2 separate regions of the Homo sapiens genome follow, and region 2 is linked to region 1. Evidence: read pairs that join two places in POLR2A ChIA-PET (ENCODE). Cell type or tissue: OCI-LY7. All regions are shown on one strand.

Region 1 (5,000 bases):
AAGATTTTCTTGGGACTTTCAGTACATCTAGCTTCCTCTCTGGTCACAAGGGTAGACAGCTGGGGACTTTTCTATTACTGGGGTAGCTCCCTTGTAATTTTCCACTTTGAATCTTACATCTTTTTGTATTAAGTTAAATGGTGTTTTGCTCTTTAAAATAGCCTTGTAATATGGCTGGTCTGCACTGCTCGCTTTGTCTTAAAAGGGAATAAAATTCTTAAATTGAAAGCAAATCGGAGAGGGTTCTATGGCGCTCTCTGCGAGGGGCCGAGCGTGGATTCGGGTCTGATGATTACTTTGACTGCAGAAACAGTGGGGGCTGTAATCTCCGAAGCAGCGGACACTCACAGCGACGGTTGGCCCAGTCCTTTGATTTAGACAGCCCTTGGCTGTCTTGCCTGGCCTAGAATCCCTATTCCATTGAAGTCTGGCCTCAGGCTGTCTTCTTGGGCAGTGCCATTTGCATCCAGGCATGGGGAGGGCCTCTGTGTCCTCAGGGTGCCGTGTGTTTGTGGTGAGAGAGGATGAACAGGCAGCAGACAGGGGCTCCCGGGCAGTTGCTGGGCTGCTGCTCGAGCGTCTGCCAGGCATGATGAAATGGGAGGAGGCAGGGAAGGCTTCAGAGCAGCAGGGTTCACCCGCACACCTAAAGTCCTAACAGCATGCAGGCATGGTATAAAACAGGTGATCCCTTAATGAGGTTTTGATGTGTGCGCTGGCTTTTGAATTTTATGCTGGAGTGTCACTGCAGTGTGGGGTTATCTCCAAGGAAACCCTCACATACCTTCCACATCCATTTTCTAACCCCGCTTCTAAAGAGGGCAGCGTGCCCCAGTGGTCTTAAGGGGCATTATAAAACTCTCGAGATAAGATTAATTTGGATTCTTGCTAATTTGGAAAGTCAGTGTAGTCATGAGGAATGTGTGAGTGTGCTGAAAAAAGTGGAACCAGCCACCCTCTAAAAGGCAGGGTAATTATTATACAGGGTTGGGTTGAACAGAGGGTTTGTGTCGCCTTTACTGTTGGTGATCATCAAAGATGTCTTAAGCTAAGAACACAGTTGTCTTTCTCAGTGTGACTCCCGTTTACTGCGTATCAAGCTGCAGGAAGTCCAGCTGATGTAAATAGATTAATATTTAAAAAGTAATACAGAAGAATGAGGTTCCAAACATGTAATGTTTAATTATTGAAAACCCATAATGGAATTCCAATCCAAACTCATCTCTCACATCTCACTGGTGTTCAGCAAAGAAGCTCAATTAGCTGGGGAGCCTGCCCACCCCACAGCTTGATTTGATCATCCCAGGGCCAAGCCCATGCTCTCTCTTAAAGTGCCTGGCAACACAGATGTGGGCAGCTTGGGTTGTTGTATGACTCCTTTTTTTTTTTTTTTTTTTTTTTTTCTGAGACGGAGTCTCTCTGTCGCACAGGCTGGAGTGCAGTGGCACGATCTCAGCTCACTGCAACATCTACCTCCTGGGTTCAAGCAGTTCTCTTGCCTCAGCCTCCCAAGTAGCTGGGACTACAGGCACCCGCCACCAAGCCAAGCTAATTTTTTGTATTTATAGTAGAGATGGGGTTTCACCATATAGGCCAGGCTGGTCTTGAACTCCTGACCTCAGGTGATGCGCCCGCCTCAGCCTCTTAAAATACTGGGATTACAGGTGTGAGCCACCGTGCGCGGCCCGTATGCCTTCTTATTACATAATTGTTGCAGCCCTTTTTAGTCAAATTAATGGGTAAATGACTGTACAGTGTGAACAGGACAATAGAGAAGAATTTGCATAACTTCTAACTGGTACAATTCAGGAAAGTTAGGTGACCTTCCAGAAATCATAGTATTAAGGGCATTCATAGTTCCTTTGGGTTTATTAGGCCATGAAGTATTTGTCTGGTTAGAAGAGTTTACTTAGTCTAGGGGTAGCTGATCACCCATTCTCCTCTTGAGACCATAGTTCTTTGGCCCTTTAGGACATATGTGTCACTTACTCTGGATAAGGCTGAATTTGCGCAGAGGCCTGTGGCAGAGAATGGCCAAAGGAAGAGATAAAATGATCAACATGACTAGAATAAACCCTCATCCATAGACCAATGGGATTTAGTTCAAAATCAGTGTGCCAGCAAGGCTGTTTGAAGTAGTTTTCTTGATTTTATGTTTTTATTTAGCATGACAGTTAAGGACAGTCCTTTGTGTATAAATACAAAAAATAGCGATATGCCATTTGTTGTTGTTTGGTTTAAGTGCACGTGAAGAGGCTGCTCAGTTGTGGCCCCTTTCTCATGTAATGCTCAGGAATTCATCTGTCATGCAGAAAATGCAGCTGTGTGACCTAAAATGCTCTTGGGTGAAGCCTCGGGGTTTGGAAGGTCACGCCATAGGTACTGGTATTCATGACATCCTGTCGGGCTTGTGGGCTGCGTAGGGTAACTAGAACTGAGAGGACAGAAATTGAGTTTGTAGTGACTGCAGAAGCTGAAACCACAAGGTGAAATGTAATAGGGTCTAGGCCTCAGTGAGCACAGGAAGCTGATTAGAGGTGAGCAGGGGCGGGGGAGCACTGAGGCTGAGAAAAGTGCCACAAGGGGACGAGTAACGTTGATTTCTGGACAGAGCCTGTTAACATGCGGAGGGGCCCATGTGTAGGAATCACCTTCACCTTCTCCTGCAGTTCAGTTACAACTGGTAATTGCATCCTGAACCCTTATCATGTGCAGGATGGGGTTCTGGGGTGTAAAGGTGCCATGAGATCCAGGCCCAGTACCACAAAAGAAAGCTTTAATTAAAGAAAACATGATAAGGCTTAGGTTTCCTGGCCCCATCTTATGCATCCAAGTGATTAAGGTAGCATTTTTCAAAGTGTTTTCCTATAGAAGCCTACTTTAAAAATAAAAGAGTTCTGTTTTTGAAAAGCTGGGGAAACTCTGGATGAATGAAGTTTAAGTATGTTTCTTTTCTGCAGATCTCCTCAGAGGCTCAGGCATGGCAGCCTGCACTGAGAACCTCCAAAGAAGAGCATAGAATATGCAACATTTCCCAAGCTTATTGGGCCATGGGATCCTTTTTGGGGGACAGAGCATTTATTGGTGGATCTAGTGTTTCTCAGCATATACTTTAGGAAATAGAGAGTTGGGGCATATTGGTCAGTGGTAGGGTCGGTGGGGTGGGGGGCAGTTGGAATGGGTTTAGGAATAGACAAGAACCTGAGAGAGTATTCATATTTCCTTTCTATGGAGACCCTCAGAAATAGTAGTGCAGGTGTATGCAGGCTTCTATAAGAGGCATGTCCTGGTGTAAACTTTATGCTTTTGCACCAGCAGAAGACAAGGCCTCCCAGCCCTTGGATTTGAGTAGGTCCACCCAGACTGAGGCTGTCCTGGGTACGCCACACCCATAGCAAGATACAGGGTCATTAACCACCAGGAGGGAGTATTACGGGATTAGGCAGGGACCTTGAAGTCACTGCCCCTTCCTAGATTTTCCTCATTTTTTTTAGCAGAGGGTAATACCTGGAAGGTTATGGTAAGGATTAAATCTGAGAAAGTCTGTCAAGCTGGGTGAGACTTTTGGTCTTCCTAAAGTTATGGAAGCTTGCCATAAAGAAGCCCAGGGAAATCAGAAAGGTGGGAATAGCCATTGCCACTCATCCCTGTGGTGTCTGAGCAATTGTGCTGGCAGTGAATGGTCCCACAGTGCTAATAACTGAGCCACTGGACTGCCTTACTGCTCCCAAGGAGCAGGCATCCTTGCTTCCTGATTTAGCACGAGGCCGTTAAAGATTTGCAGTTCCCTGCAGTTTGGCTTCTACTCCATCCACTTCCAGCTCCCTTCTCCCCACTCTCTAATTTGTGACCTATGCTTCCCTGTGGTTTCTGCACATTGCCTCTCTCCTCTGTGGTCCTCTGGCTTTATTCCTATGACCACTCTCTCCACCACTATTTAGTCTCTTGGCATTATATTGATTCCAAACTTCCCAAATAAGAACATCTAATTGGTCCATTGAGTTGCTCTGTCCCTCTTAGGCAGAGCCCACACCAACATCTTCAGGTGTCTTTGGGTCCAGGCAGCTACAGCCAATGAGACAGCAGGGCCATGACCACAGCAGACACCAGCATCTCATGGGCTCTGTTCTGATACAGAAGTAGTTAGCACACAGTTCTTTTCCTCCTCCTCTTTGTTCCCTCTCCTGTTCCTGCCCACTTTTGGAACATGCCAATCTGTATCAAAGGCATGCCTTGATACAGCAGGAAATACCCAGTAACACCTTTTATTTCACTCTTAGATACTAAGCACTGAAAGAAAGGCCCGCCCTCACATATTTAGAGCATCCACCATATTTCTTTTTTCTGTGTCTCACCAGATCCAGGGCATGTTATGCAGGCTGTTTGAATTAGGCAGCTCTGTTATGCTCATTTCTCCTCTTACCCGGGAGCCAAGAGTCCAGTTGTATGAAGGGTCAGATGGCAGTACAGTTTTCTTCTGCATCTCATTTCCTCCTTCAGAGTAGGCCAAAGAATGATGTCATTAGTCATACAGAGGTTAGGAAATGGGGGTTTCTACCCAAATACTGACAACTGATATGTAATTGTTGCTAGTCTTAATTTACTTAGCTCTAAAATAAGGTATGTTATCTGGCTGCTTGTCTGTTTACAGATTTCTGGTGAGTGATATTATGATAGTACTATTGAGCCACTTGAATTTATTGGAGGAAAGGAGCTATATAAATAACAGGTGTGTTTAAATATATATGAATACCTATCTGTGTCCCGGGTTGTCTTGGTTCACACCATTTAACAGTTCAGGCATTTGGCCTGGATGAGGAGATTCAGTTGGGCGAACCCAGGATTCGCTGATGAGGATGGAGTTGTAAGAGGGATCCTTAGTGGAGAATCCAGTATTTGTTGAGCATTGGTTTTCAACCAGGTAGTTAGCACAGCAGGATGGCTAAATTCACAGAACAAAGACAGAAAAGAACTAGGCAAATCAGCAGTCCACAAACAGG
Region 2 (5,000 bases), 190 kb before region 1:
GTACTTACCCAATGCCTGTACCCCCATTGTATCTGGGAAGTAACTTTCTTTTGATTTTACAGGTTCATAGATGGAAGTGACTTAAGATGAGTTACTGGACTGTGGGCTTTTGAGTTAATGCTGAAATGAGTTAAGACTTTGTGGGACTGCTGGAAAGGCATAATTGGTTTTGAAATGTGAGGACATGAGATTTAGGAGGGACCAGGGGCGGAATGATATGGTTTGGCTGTGTCTCCACCCTAATCTCATCTTGAATTCTAGCTCCCATAATTCCCATGTGTTGTGGGAGGAACCCAATGAGAGGTGATTGAATTATGGGGATGGGTCTTTCCTGTGCTGTTCTTGTGACAGTGAATGAGTCTCACGAGATCTGATGTTTTAAAAACGGGAGTTTACCTGCACAATCTCTTTTTGCCTGCTGCCATCCATGTAGGCTATCCACAAACCATTTTTTGTGACTTGCTCCTCCCTGCCTAACGCCATGATCATGAGGCCTCCCCAGTCATGTGGAACTGTAAGTCCATTACATCTTTTTTTCTTCCCAGTCTCGGGTATGTCTTTATCAGCAGCATGAAAATTGACTAATAGAGTCTTGTCCCTGATACTTCCAAAATCTGCACTCATGATTTGAGAGAGCCTTTATGAAATCAAACATATTTTTACCAATCATGAATTCTATCTATCTAAAAGGACATTTAAGTGCCAGCAAAGAGTTTTATAATTAGAAATCCATTCTTTTAAGAATAGCTATATTACCTAAATAATTCCAGATATTTTGTTTTGGTTTTTGGTTAAGGGGTGGGAGCAGGTGGGCAGAAACCAAAATGAGAACTCTCCCTATTGTTTGTCATTCCATCCTAAATGAGCCCTTTCTTATATTTCCAGAGGTTTCTTATATTTTTGGAGGTTCCAGAATTTAAGTTTATGACACTCATTTGTAATGCATATGAGTATTTAGATTGGATTGTTACTTTAAAAAAAATGGTTTGTAGATAGCCTACGTCTACATTATTTCTACAAATCCCAACCATATCAAACTGGAGTTGCTTCCAGCATTTATAATGAATTTACCAACAATATGAGGCCCTATTTAGAGACAGCTGTTTCTGAGAGAGGAACAAATTTTGGATTGACAAATTTCACATTTTTTACAGAGGTTGTGCACCAGCTGATTAGAATTTGTTCTGAAATTCTATCTATATCTATAATGTTTAAAACTAATATATTTTCATAGTGTATATAAGATACAGTCAAAATTTTCTGAACTATTCCAATTACTCACTAGTACACTGCAGAGACTCATAAGGAATTTTATATTGTCCTTCACTCTGTCTTTAAGGTGCAAGTCAATCCCATGGAAGATTTCAAAATAAAAGGATGCAACAGCATCTTGTAGTAATCCATTGCTAACAAGTGGTATAGCTTCAAAAAGCTTCCCCACTTAATTTTAATCAGCACTTGCTACAATTTAAGTGTATTCTTTTGTGCTCTGTTTTTAGAAAAAGTTGATCACTATCTTCAACCATGATGTTCTATGCTTTGAAGAATGATACACAAGATGAATGCCGTGACTAAGGCAAAGGTCAGGACAGGGCAAAACTCTCTGGTTAGGCAAAATTTTATTCCATTCCTTCAATTCTATAAGTACTTATTGAAGGCTTTCTGTATCAAGTATATGCTGGGCAACAGAAACATAAAAGAGAAAATCAGACCAGACGCAGTGGCTCATACCTGTAATCCCAGCACTTTGGGAAGCTGAGGCAGGAAGATCACTTGAAGCCAGGAGATCAAGACCATCCTTGGCAATATAGTGAAACTCCCCCATCTTTACAAAAAGAAATTTTTTTTTAATTATCTGGGTATAGTAGTGTACACCTATAGTCCCAGCTACTCCAGAGGCTGAGGTGGGAGTATTGCTTGAGCTGAGGAGTCTGAGGCTGTTGTGAGCTGTGACTACGCTACAGCACTCCAACCTGGGCAACAGAGCAAGATTCCTGTCATTCATTCATTCATAATTAAATAAATAGAAAATCATCTCTTTCAAAAAGTTCACAGTCATGGGAACACTTATACCTAAATTAGAGGTCCAGGCCAGTTCATCCATGAAGCAGCAACTATAACTGAAGCACGCCAAATTGTGGAATGGAGAACATATGCCCAGTCTAAAGGATGCAGCCACTACCTGACACCAGCACTCCCATGCTCTGGGAGAATGCAAACTCAGTGGTGTCACAGCTTCTGATTTTCTGAGAAGACAGAAACTTTGAGGAATGAACATTTAACCTAGAGAAATCAGGGAATGCTTAGCAAAAGAGCTAACATTTGAATCGAGTCCTATAAAGGTTACGCAGAGTGTACTAGGTGTGAATGCAGATGCCTTATTTCCTGTGGCTACAGCTTAGGGTGGAAAGTGGGGAGTGGCAAGATAAGCAACTAGAGAGGAAAGAAGCCATGCACAAGCTAAACTCTATGCACAGAACACAAGAACTTGTTGAAGAAGTTACTCTATAATACAACATACAAGAGCAGAATTTATCTGTCTGCAGAAAACTCTACCAAACTCCCATACAGTGAGATTTCAAGGTTTGGTAGACATACAAAGAGGCAGGTATCTTGCTTTTAGTCCATAAAGCTAGACTGGACACTACTGTATCTAAACACTCTTTGGCCTCGAACTATTGAGACATCTAAATGCCTGTATGGTTCCAGTAGCAGCAGTGGGTACATAAACACATAGCGGCCATGAAGAAGAATATACTAAACCTAGGGTGGGCGCGGTGGCTCACACCTGTAATCTCTGCACGCTGGGAGGCCAAGGCAGCCAGATCATCTGAGGTCGGGAGTTTGAGACCAGCCTGACCAACATGGAGAAACCCTGTCTCTACTAAAAATACAAAATTAGCTGGGCGTGGTGGTGCATGCCTGTAATCCCAGCTACTTCGGAGGCTGAGGCAGGAGAATCACTTGAAATCGGGAGGCGGAGGTTGCAGTGAGCCAAGATCGCGCCATTGCACTCCAGCCTGGGCAACAAGAGCAAAACTTAGTCTCAAAAAAAAAAAAAAAAAATATATATATATATATATATATATATATATATATATACACCAAACCCAGAAAGAAAGATTTTGGGAGATCTGTCATCCCCAAATGTCTCCCCTTTACTCTTGACAAGGGTAATACCTTATTCATTGCTAAAATTACTTAGCATATACAAGACCTCTTGACATATATTATTCTCACCCACCTAAGACACCTTCAGCTCCCTATTTTCTATTTTGTGGGGGTTTATAACTCACACATCCACTGTAGCCAATTGTATTCATATTTTGCACTCTTTTTTTGTATATTAAACCACTTTAACTTCAAAAGTTCTAAAACCTAGGCCGGGCACAGTGGCTCACGCCTGTAATCCCAACACTTTGGGAGGCCAAGGTGGGTGGACCACTCAAAGCCAGGAGGTCAAGACTAGCCTGGCGAACACGACAACACCCTGTCTCTACTAAAAATACAAAAAGTAGCCAGGCGTGGTGGCGTGCATCTATAATCTCAGCTACTCAGAAGGCTGAGGCACAATAATCACTCGAACCCGGGAGGTAGAGGTTGCAGTGGGCCAAGATTGTGCCACTGCACTCCAGCCTGGGTGACACAGCAAGATTCTATCTCAAAAAAAATAAAAATAAAATTTAAAAAGGACCGGGCATGGTGGCTCACATCTGTAATCCCAGCACTTTGGGTGGCCAAAGCAAGTGGATCACCTGAGGTCAGGAGTTCCAGACCAGCCTGGCCACATGGTGAAACCCCATCTCTACTAAAAATACAAAAATTAGCCAAGCGTGGTAGTGGGTGCCTGTAATCCCAGCTACTCAGGAGGCTGAGGTTGGAGAATTGCTTGAACCTGGGAGGCGGAGGTTGCGGTGAGCCAAGACTGCACCACTGCACTCCAGCCTGGGAGACAAGAGAGAAACTCCGTCTCAGAAAAAAAAAAAGAAAAAAGTTCTAAAATCTAATTCAGGGCCACATGTTAACCAGCACCAGCAATTTCTTCATCTTCCTAATCTTCCTAACCCATTAGTCAATCTTATTTTATTGTAATTCAAAAAAATTAATCGATATTTTGCTCCAGAAAGGATGATTAGTTTTGCCAAGGAAATTTGCTATTCTCCAGGTAGGAAGGAGGAAAGAAAATCACGTTGGGTTCTGTCACCTAAGCCTTTCATTCAGTGAGCCTCACAACAAGATAGGTATTATTATTCCCCTTTTCACCAATGGGAAAACTGAAGTTCTGAGTAGTTAACTTGCTCAAATAGCAGGTAGTAAATGACTGATGTCTGGGCTAAAGCCAGACCTCTTTGGAAGACACAGCTTCTAAAACTAACTTCTTCCCACTATTCCACATAGCTTTAACTGTCACCCTTTTTCTTTTCCTTTTTTCTTGAGACAGGGTCTCACTCTGCTGCCTAGGCTGGAGTGCAGTAGCGCAATCATGGCTCACTACAGCCTCCACTTCCCAGGCTTAAGTTATCCTCCCACCTCAGCCTCCTGAGTTGGGACTACAGGTGCATGCCACCATGCCCGGCTAATTTTTGTATTTTTAGTAGAGACAAGGTCTTGCCACATTGCCCAGGCTGATCTTGAACTCTGGGCTCATGCGAACCTGCTGCTTTGGACCCTCAAAGTGCTGGGATTACAGGCGTGAGCCACTACACCCAGCCACCCGTTATTATTTCTAATAACAATCATAATACTGCACTTCTACCTTATATTTGTACAGTACAGCATACCTTTCAAATCACTTTCATCTATAATATTTTTGTGGGTTCCTAAAACTATTTTTCAAGAAAACTTGGGCAAAGAAAAAAAAAGATGACTAGCCTAAGATCACAGAGAAATGATTACTGAGTACAAATAATAGTTAATAACAGTAGCTATATTTATTGAACAGTTAATCTAAACATTTTACAATCTGTTGTCTCATGTAATCCTCATTACAATCCTGTGAG

Evidence for each region. Peaks named below come from ENCODE experiments on the same cell type or tissue, not always from the same donor. Only the 100,000 strongest peaks of a DNase experiment are listed, where the experiment ranks them.
Region 2: POLR2A ChIA-PET joins it to region 1 with 7 read pairs; 2 of 35 experiments call an interaction of 5 or more read pairs at or near these places.

What each region holds. Positions count from the first base shown.
Region 1 is chr6:107,616,443-107,621,442 of GRCh38, forward strand. All of the region lies in intron 5 of SOBP (sine oculis binding protein homolog), which reads left to right. Among named protein-coding and RNA genes, the nearest start is that of SOBP, 130 kb to the left of the region's middle. In OCI-LY7, no CTCF peak of the experiment used is centred here; DNase peaks (open chromatin) are centred at 1,719, 2,449 and 4,974; H3K4me3 peaks cover 3,802 bases; H3K27ac peaks cover 4,667 bases.
Region 2 is chr6:107,426,837-107,431,836 of GRCh38, forward strand. All of the region lies in intron 1 of PDSS2 (decaprenyl diphosphate synthase subunit 2), which reads right to left. Among named protein-coding and RNA genes, the nearest start is that of PDSS2, 30 kb to the right of the region's middle. In OCI-LY7, no CTCF peak of the experiment used is centred here; no DNase peak of the experiment used is centred here.